Regions from separate parts of the Homo sapiens genome. Here regions 2 and 3 are each linked to region 1. Evidence: chromatin contacts called from ENCODE Hi-C or POLR2A ChIA-PET data. All regions are on one chromosome and are shown on one strand. Each heading gives the region's core, a stretch centred on a gene start or an enhancer-like site at or near the end of the contact. The rest is flanking DNA. Distances are from core to core; before and after follow the strand shown. Region 1 overlaps LOC124905959 (a long non-coding RNA gene). Region 2 overlaps CAVIN2-AS1 (CAVIN2 and TMEFF2 antisense RNA 1). Region 3 overlaps LOC105373804 (a long non-coding RNA gene).

What was found. Hi-C counts contacts between places; a loop is a spot of excess contacts on that map. ChIA-PET counts read pairs that join two places held with the same protein, here RNA polymerase II (POLR2A). Pooled maps may share reads with other maps.
Region 2: a loop to region 1 is called in a map with no recorded cell type, with 2.2 times the contacts of the local background. The contact joins two enhancer-like sites. A Hi-C loop is called at or near these places in 3 of 37 single-sample maps with no recorded cell type and 2 of 50 pooled maps.
Region 3: a pooled map shows a loop between it and region 1 (9-fold over the local background). The contact joins two enhancer-like sites. A Hi-C loop is called at or near these places in 1 of 168 maps with a recorded cell type or tissue (naive thymus-derived CD4-positive, alpha-beta T cell), 1 of 37 single-sample maps with no recorded cell type and 8 of 50 pooled maps. POLR2A ChIA-PET finds 5 or more read pairs at or near these places in 1 of 52 experiments (H1).

Annotation. Positions count from the first base shown.
Region 1 is chr2:191,636,127-191,639,408 of GRCh38, forward strand. LOC124905959 (a long non-coding RNA gene) reads left to right here. Exons shown (of 3, transcript XR_007088692.1): 3 at 1,198-1,377. Among named protein-coding and RNA genes, the nearest start is that of NABP1, 40 kb to the right of the region's middle. Within about 2 kb of position 1,730, at least 11 of the 41 ENCODE cell types and tissues checked have a DNase peak (open chromatin) inside an H3K27ac peak, as active enhancers do.
Region 2 is chr2:191,926,122-191,929,239 of GRCh38, forward strand. The region is part of intron 1 of CAVIN2-AS1 (CAVIN2 and TMEFF2 antisense RNA 1); the gene reads left to right. Among named protein-coding and RNA genes, the nearest start is that of CAVIN2, 81 kb to the left of the region's middle. Within about 2 kb of position 1,635, at least 5 of the 41 ENCODE cell types and tissues checked have a DNase peak (open chromatin) inside an H3K27ac peak, as active enhancers do.
Region 3 is chr2:191,192,474-191,195,814 of GRCh38, forward strand. The region is part of intron 1 of LOC105373804 (a long non-coding RNA gene); the gene reads left to right. Among named protein-coding and RNA genes, the nearest start is that of STAT4, 43 kb to the left of the region's middle. Within about 2 kb of position 1,783, at least 4 of the 41 ENCODE cell types and tissues checked have a DNase peak (open chromatin) inside an H3K27ac peak, as active enhancers do.

The DNA.
Region 1 (3,282 bases), core at 480-2,979:
CAGGTGGACTGGAAGAAATCCTTGATTCCTTTGCTCCTTAGTTTCTTCATATTCATCCATCCTTCTGAAAGGTATTCCTTAAGTACTGGGACCCTGTGGATACAAAAATAAATAGAACCTAGCTCCTTTGTCAAGATCCTTGGAATTTAGGGGAAAAGACAAACAATAATTGAAGATTGCAATCCAGTGTGGTAAGTTTGTTGTTGGAAGTAGGCACTGAGTCCTAGGGGAGCACAGAGAAGGAATGTCAAATCAAGCTTGGAGCTGGGGAGGTGAGTCAGGGACCACATCAAAGGAGTAGTGATGTCTTCCTGCAAAGTTAAACTCTGTGAAATGAGCAGGGCTTATTAGTGGATCCAGAAGAATATTTAATCTATATTCCTATGTTAATTGAAGAGATGGTAATTTGAGGTCCCTATATAGGGAGAAGTTTTTCCAGAGCTGTAAGAAAGAAGCAAAGTACAAACAAATTTGCCTAATATATCCATGGCTGCTTATCCCCAGAGAGTGGTCTAGATCTTAAGATCTTTCTAATATGCTCCAAGAAGAAAATATTTGTTCTTGGGACATTTCTGTCACTTAATATATTTGCCTTTAGACATTTGAAGGGTATCTGGCTTTCATAAGAAGTCACAGTCACCTGTGTCACTTTCCTCTCAACAGCCCCTTTCTTTGTACATTTCCTTGTAATGCACTATGAACTCTAGGTTGAATCATTCAAGTGCTGTAATATTCACATGAAAGCAACACCAAACTTTGTCTCCATTTTTAGGTTCATGTCAAAGCTAGTTTTTCACTAAATATCTCTGGTTACCATTTGATTTGATTTTAAAATAATATTTCACTTTTCTAAAAGTCGATCTGTTCCACCAAGTCTTAACTCATTGTAGATACAGTTATAAAATCATAAGCAGACAAATAATTCTCATTTCTAGCACATACGTTGCTTTCTTCCCAATGTCCACTTTTCCTCTTCTTTTTCCCAAGAGAATTTCAATTTGATCCAGGATGGATACTAGTTAGCCAAAGTCAACCTTGAGAATTCTATTCCTTTATTCAGTGGTTGACTTAGGAAAGGGCAATTCTGGTCTCTTTGGGGGAAGTCAGCTGGCAAGCCTCTGGAAAAGGTTTCCTTCTCCTAAAAGACACACAGAAGTTGATGTTCTCTCTCCTTTTTTGGAACATTGGTGCATCTAGAGTGGCCCTGGAACCACGGCAGCCATATTGCCACCAGCTGGAAGACGAAGCCAACGGTGGGAGAAGACAGAGCTGGTCGAATCCCCCAGGAGTAAAATGCAGCCTGTAGTACCCTTCCTGGATTGTATCTTACTTGGAGTCTTCTTGTTCTGGGAGGCAATAAATTTCTTTGTTATTTAAGCCATGATGAATCAGCGTTTTCAATTATTTGCAGCCAAAAGCATCCTAAGCAATAGCCAAGTATGCATGGAAGTTCATGCACTTCTCTCACAGAACATTATGTCAGACATTTAGTTCTAGGAAACAGGCTTATCTGATTTCTCAGTTCTAGGAAGCAGGCTTATCTGATTTCCTAGTTTCTGGCAGATTAGAAATAACTTTCTCTATTCTCTAGAAATAGAGAAAGTTAGAGACAGGCAGCTGGACAGAGAAGGGAGAGACATGAAGGCAGAACCAAGAACTCAAGAGGCAGCATTGTGGGGTTATTTAATGCTGGGGCAAACAAGTTCTCCCATCTCTGTAGCTCTTGTGGGTATGAGAGCATAGTTCAGTGACTAACCCATAATGACAGTCATGTGTCTGTCATCAAAGGAAGTTTGCTTTCTGTTTACTCTGTTTCAGAAGGGGAATGAGGCTGAATAGTATGTAAAAATATTTCTTTGTAAACAAGGAAAAGCTTAAGTGATTAAAAGGATAAGCTTATCTGAAAAGGCACGTGGAGAACAAACTCACTCCCTGGCTATGCTAAAAAAATGAGTGCTAATTATATATGCAAATGAAACCTATTAAAAAGTTTGCTTCATCCAGAGAAAAGGGAAGAAAAAAAAAATGAGGCAGTAGTTTGATTGCTGCATAGAGCAGCTCACTTCAGTTTTGGTCCCCATGAGAAGCCCCAGCAGAGAAGCAAAGCTAAGAAGTGAGGACATGGTGTTGCTCTTCTGCAAGTGACTTTATTTTGGCTCAATGGCTCAGCAAGTTTGCCTAAGCTGTTTCCTCAGAAGCCTGCCAGTAGGAAGTAAATAAGCTGCTTGACTCTACTCATAGAGGGGGTTGAGCACTCCTAATTAAAATGTAAATAATTCTCAGGGCCAACAGCTTGTAGACGATAATGACTGGAAAGATCACAGAAACTAAAATCGCACACGCAAAACAGGTTCTAAGTCTTTGTATACACAAACACTAAGCCTACCAATTGATTTAGTCACCTCCGTGAGAAATCACTGGAACCAAGTTATTTGCAAGCATGCAGCAGGAACCAGGTAGCTGGTATACTCTGGTGACACCAGGGAGTAAAGCTTACCAAGTCCACGGGGCATGGATAACTCAAAAAACAAGGGCTTTCTGCAATCAGCTGGTGAATCTGTGGTCCCACACAGCCCCGCCCCAAGGGTTAGGATAGCTCCTCCTGCCCAGCCCATCAGAAGTCTGCCCAGAATCTTCCAAGGCTCATATGTGGAAGATGAGCTATCTGGACAGGCCCCACCCAACAGAGAAGTGTTACTTTGGTTTTAAAATCACCCTTCATTTGAGAAGTACCCTGAAACTTTAATATGCAAATAACAGCTAAATAAAAGGAAAAGCCCAATACAGTTTCTAATTACCAACAAATGCGTATGTATCTTACACATGGTAGCTACTCATAACTTTTTAAAATGAATAAGTGATCTGTTAACCAGAGTACTACATGAGGGAAACAGAGAGAGAATTAAATACTTTTACTAAGAATGAAACTTAAGGCTCTTTAGTTTAGTAGTTTTCAATGGCATTTTTGTTTTCTTCATGCTAGGATACTGCCATACATGCTAGGATTATCTTACTGGTAAATTACTATTGTTGTTAGATAACATTTTGTTGGCATTGTCCTAAACACTCCACATTCATTATTTCATTTTATTGCCACAATAGCATGGGTACAATTATTAAGCCTATGAAAAATGAGGCTTAGAGGTGCAAAGTAATTTGCCTGAGGACACGGAATGAGGACCTGCTGGGTCACCAGGCAAACATAGGTTCATTCCTATGGCACCTCTACATATTTACCGATAATAGTTGTACTGAATTTTTTCCAGATTTTCTTTCATGTTT
Region 2 (3,118 bases), core at 385-2,884, 290 kb after region 1:
TGCAACACTTTCTTGGGGGTAACATCTTTTTAAAGTTTACTCACACCGTATAGTGTTTTATTAATTTAGTTTGAGAACTAAAGAGGTAACATTTCAAGAAGTCCTTAGTTCTAGGAACTGGTAAATGAAGCCACATTCAGTCATTTTGTATGCTTTTTTTACTCAATAAATATTGATCTTAATATATCACCTAAGCTTTGTGTTTCTCAGCTTAGAAGTTTTAATTGTTTGAGTCTATCTTGATACAGAGTCTAGTCAACCTCTCTAATGATTCTACATGCTGCTCTCTATACTTCATTCAGTTTAGTTGTACTGTCATTGAGATGTGAATTCATCCAGGAAAAGCAGATACTTTGCTGCCTCAGACATATCTAATTTTAAAAATGTTTTATTTCCAAAACCCTTTCCTAGGGGTGCCCAGCATTGTGTTTCTCCTTAACTACAGAAGCAAAGTAAGCTGATTTTAGGAAAAATTGTTTCTAGTTCTTTCTAAACATTGGTTTAGACTTTTAGTAATTGATAAGATCTCATATCTTACACATATATGTCTATATCACTGTTCTCTAAGGTTAATCCTTTAACAATGGCACATGTTAAAGATCATACACCAGTTTTCTTTCTACTTAGGCAGTGTTGGAAGTGTTGATGTTGTAGTTGTTTGTATTTTATTTTCCCTGTAAGCTCAGACAGTTCACTACTGAAGTGAGTTTCATATCACCTACAAACTTGAAACCCACTGTGTGTGTGTGTGTGTGTGTGTGTGTAAAATGTTGGTGTGAAACTTTGTCAAAATGTTTCGAAAGTCTAAATAAATAGCACTCAGTGGTTTCCCTTTGGACATATGCTTATTTCTATATTCCCTTCTTGATTAATTTTTAGCTTTATTATGGAGGTTTTCAAACACACAAAAGTGGAGAGAAAAGGTTATAAACTACTGTGTACCCATCTTAGCAACATGTTGCTTTCTTTTTTGTTGTTGTTATATCTATCCTTTTCCCTCAGTTCTTTTTTCTAGGAATATTTTAAGGTGAATCCTGAATACCATATAATTTCATCCATACATACATCTATCTGATAACAGAAAAGTACTCTTTAAGAAATTCAACAGAATTTCCATAACTTCTTAGTATCTGGTCCAAGTCATCTAAATTGTCTCTCAAAGGTTATTAGCCAAGACTCCTCAATATATAAACCGTAACTCTCATGGATATTGCATCTGTAACTTTTATGGAGATGCCATTATCATATCAAGATTAGAAATCAGATTGAGAGCCTTTTGTTTCCAGAATCTCCTCTGGAGTCCTTCTTATGGGTGTGAGTCACACTGGCAAGCTGCCATTCTTCTCACATAGTAGTGGTTATTAACAACAGGTCACACATTTTGGCCACCGGTTCCATATTTTACCCTTGAGTTCCTTTAGCAGTCTTGGGTGAATGCCATCTGGGCCTGGTGATTTATTTACATTTCGTTTGCCACTTGGGTCTGGGAAAGTCCTGTTTTCCACTGTTTGTTCCAATTCCTCTGACCTGACGGCTTTAAAGCAAGATGCAAGTGAGACTCTTTTCTAAAGTCTTCTTCAGTAAAGACTGAAGCAAACAATTCATCGATCCTTCCTGCTATCACCTTTTCATCCCTGAATGGCCTTTGCATTTTCTAGCTGGCTTCCTGACTTTGTTATACTTAAAGGGGTTTGCATTTTTGCTTTGGACTCCCCTGTGAGGTGCTCTATTGATTTCTTCATGGACCATTTGTTTTTAGTTTGCTTCTGACCTGCTCTACATTCCTTTTCTTTGAGAGTAGCAAGTTTTACATTTAAAAATATTTGTATGGCCTTTTCGTGTTACCAACTTGGCATTTGAGGCTCTTGTTGAAGAGCTCTCTGTTCTGATTGTAGCTCACATTTCTCCTGGTCTCCCAATGAGGTGTTTTAATGTGGTCTCTATGGGGTACTTGTTTATTTTGAAAACGTTTCCTACCCATATGTGTACTTTTCTCTTCCTTTCCCTTTCACGAATTGCAAAATCACAAGATGGAAATGGAACTTGAGGCTTTCCCTGTCCCACTTGAATGTCTGGCTCATAAGTGTAATTGCTGTTAATGAGTGGTTCTCCCACAAGCTACTTCTGGCTTTATTTCACAATCCACTCCTGAGAATCATAGGATCCATGTCTAGTTTTGGGAGGTGCTATCCAACTTCCTTCTGTAGCCACAGACCAGCCTTGTGGGCAGTTGTTAAGGCTAGCGTTTCCATACTTGCATTTAACTGACTGGACAAGGGGGAGAAGTGAGTGGTAACTTGTTCAAAATTTAGGAAGAGCCAACTCGAGATTCATCATTTTATCATTTGGTTTATTACTTACAACATGGATAATATGCCACAGATAATTAAGGTTTGATCTTACATGTTGGTTAGATGATATAGAGCATCAGAGTCTAAGAGAAATGTATTGTGCATTACATGCCCAACTTAAAATTTTCTGGTTACCATATTCTGAAAAGTAAAAAGCAACAGGTGAAATTTTCAATGATATATTTTATTTAACCCCAGTAGTTAAAATGTAATGATCTTAACATGTAATCAATATATACATTATTAATACGATTTTTATATGTTTTATACTAAATCTTTGAAATCCAGTGTGTACTTTCTATTTACAGCACATTTCAATTAGAACCAGCCATATGTCAAGTACTTAGTAGCCACATTTGAAAGTGTCTATCATATTGGACAGTGTAGCCTTTGAGAGGGTTATATAGGGTCCTCCTCAGAAAACAGTCTTTTATTCATGAATTCTACAGAAATCATTCAGAATTCACACACACACACACACACACACACCCACACACCATTTTACTTACATCTGTGATAGCCCATCAGAGTAACAAACTCTGAAGGAGGCATTTTACCTGACAAGAACAAAGTTGATGAATATATTTAACTGTATTACTCTAATGTACTTGGTATATCTCCTCTAATTAAAATAAGATTATCTTACAACTTATGAAATGAAGATCTGGCATAATAGACTTAGAATATGATGAAAATGTTTTCATTAACTGCAAAGATACCCTGCAAGGCACGGCATTTTATCTCAAGTCCCCGATAACATTAATATA
Region 3 (3,341 bases), core at 533-3,032, 440 kb before region 1:
GTGCTTGGAACATTATAACAGCATTAAAGTGTTCGTATTATTATTAAACACTTAGCAAATATTTTCTTAGCTTTCTTCCTTCCAGAATTTAAAAAAAATATATTTACATCGTTGAAACTTCATTTTCATTACTGAATAATTACATAATGATTCAAAAATCATTTTTATTACTGAAGCCACTTAAGTCCAGTTTTTTTTTACCTCTGATTCAAATGCATAGCTGGGCTTCAGCATCACAGAAGCAATCATAAAAAAAGGATCACTCTTTGCCTCCTTTCTCTAAACCCCTCGTGTTCTGACAATTGACATTTCCACCCTGTGTGGAACAGACCCATGTTTGCTTTCACTTAGCCTCTTCTAATGTCTTTTAACCATCTTTTTTTTTTTTTTTTTTTTTTTTTTTTTTTTTTTTGAGACGGAGTCTCACTCTGTCACCCAGGCTGGAGTGCAGTGGCGCGATCTTGGCTCACTGTAAGTTCTGCCTCCTGGGTTCAAGCCATTCTCCTGCCTCAGCCTCCCAAATAGCTGGGACTATAGGCACCCAGCACTATGCCTGTCTAATTTTTTGTATTTTTAGTAGAGACTGGGTTTCACTGAGTTAGCCAGGATGGTCTCTATCTTCTGACCTCACGATCCACCTGCCTCGGCCTCCCAAAGTGCTGGGATTACAGGCGTGAACCATCTTAATAACTGCCATGTCAATATCTTCTTTTAAAATTGTTGAAAAGCTACTGCTATAGTAGCAGTGGCAATGCATTCTGAGGGAGCTGCCACATAGCCCATTCCTGATTGCACCTGTGGTCTGCACCCCTCGTCTGTGATGATATCGAACCAAGAAAAGGAAAACTTACTACCCAAGAACTTGCTCTGTGTTTAGTACTATCCTAGTTGTTTTCACTAGTTCTTGAAGAATATTTCTATTAATAGCATGCATACAATTTAAGTGATTTTTAAAGAGTTTTGTGTCAGTCAGAATAACCTAAGTTATATACAAGTAACCAAAAAGCCCCCAATTTTTGTTGGTATAGAGTAACAAAGGCTTGTCTTCCCCTTCAACCTACATATCCACTTGAAGTAAGCGGGGCTGGGGGATCAGGGTCTATATAAGGAGTCTGCAAATGTTTTCTTAAAAGGCCACTTAGTGAATAGGCTTTTAGGCTATATGGTCCCTGTTGTAACGACTCAGTTTTGCCATTGTCATTTCAAAGTATGCATAGACAAATGGGTACGGCTATGTTCCAATGAAGCTTTATTTACAAAAACAGGTGACCACAGGCTGTAGTTAGCTAACTCCCACTGCATATCATCCTCACTCCAGGACCCAGAGTGTGAACGCACCATCATTTGGAAAACTGTCGATCATGGTGGCAGAAGGGAAAAGGATCATGGAGAATCTCTCACTAGTTTTTAAATGTTTCACCTGGAAGTGACCCCTGTCACTTCCACTCACATTTTACTGACATGGAAAATCATATGACCACACCTAACTTCAGTAGATTGGGGAGGAAGCTGTCCTCCTTGAGCCTAGAAGAAGAGAACAAGAAACACCAGTAAGCAGCCTTAATGTCTATCGCATGTTGCATCATTCTTCTGTTCATCTCTTTCTGTGGCTTTTTGTTGAACTTTATGTTCCTAGTTAAGGAAATGAGTTGCAAAGTTGTGGTTTACTCAATGTTCTTACAGGTGTATTGCTCAGTTTCTGGATAAGCTGGGCCTCTTTACCTCCTTTTTCTGCTTTTCTTGTCCAGGCTGTAGGCTTGTTATTACTCTTCAACCAGAGCACTACAGAGTTAGAGGGAAAGTGAAGCATAATGCAAATTCATTCACCTCAAGTGTGGTCTCTGGGCCTTGCCTTACCACACAGGAAAGTCCCTTCAGTGGGCTTATTGTCAGACTTGTCTGAAGTTTTCATATTATTGACTATTAGCTAATTCACACAGTCTATTCAGGGTAACTCTTCTTAGGGGCCAATGTCTGGCCCGTGTTGGACAGCTATATATATATATTAGAACGGCGTGTGTGTGTGTGTGTGTGTGTGTGTGTGTGTGTGTGTGTGTATGTGTATGTGTGTGCGTAGGGATGAAGATTAGAGAACCTAATTTGGTCAACCTTTTCCATAGCTTCAATTGCATCTCATTACAGTTTTCTGCTATTTCCTCTTTACATTTTCTCTCCTTTTCTTCCCAAGGAACCCCAATGTTTTCAGAGAATAAAAGTTAGGTTGAAGAGAGTAAGAGATAAAGATAACTTTTTGGTTAAATTTCCTTTGCCTATTATATGCCTAATCATACCCTCCTCCAAATTCCTTTCTTGCTTTCTCTCTCCCTCCCTCCCTTCCTTCCTTCTTCCATTTATCTATCCATCCAATGTCCAAATGAGTGTCTATTGTTTGCCAGGCCCTGTGCTAGGCAAGTCATGGGTATATATAAATGCGGCTGACAGAGACTCAGTCCTTTGCTTTATGGAGCTAATAACTTTAGTGGGCAAAAATTATGATAATTGATAAGACACCTGAAGAATACTGGAAACTGGAGGATTCCAAGGGAGTAGGTGGTGATGGCATCTACCTTATGGAAGGTCTTAAAGCATTGGAGGGAAGGGTTCCTGTTGTTTTGCATGAATGAAGATAGTATGAAGGGATTTTATTCAAATGTTTTTGTTCTTCAATCTTTTGCTTCCATTGTTTATGCTCCTGCCATCTTTAGTCTTGTTCAGAGAATGGCAAACAGCCAGCAAGTTCTCAGTAGATTTCCCATTTGTCATAGGTTTCTCATGTATCCGGGTTTGGCTTAAAGATCAAATTGCCTTTAGGTTGACTTCTGATCCTTGCCAGAAAGAGCTGACCCTTTCTCCACTCATCTGTGCAAACCTTTACTCAGGTGAGACTTTCACACAATTTGAATAAAAGAACAAAAACTCTCCAGTAACTAAAAGGAGTAAGAAAGGCATAACTGTTTTATTTTGTTGGCTCCAAAGCTCAAGCCTATTATTTGAAATTTTTATGTTCTCTTATCATTTTGGTTTTATTTCATTTTAATTTTTTATGGAAAAAATGTATGTCTAATTGGAATGCAGACCAAAATAAAATTATTAGAGTGGAAAAAATATTTTAAGAAAATAACGTTTACATAAAATCAGCACAATGTCCAAACAAACAAAACCATGTATGTACAGTGAAAACACATTTATTTTAAATACTGAAAAAAGTGCTACTTCATATTATAGGATTTCCAGAAAGTATGCTCCTTTTGTTTGCTCATTAGGAAAAATTTTTGTTTTAAAATAAGATATTTTGATTTAAACTATTTCTATGTACTCTCTTAAACCAAACATAACTTGCT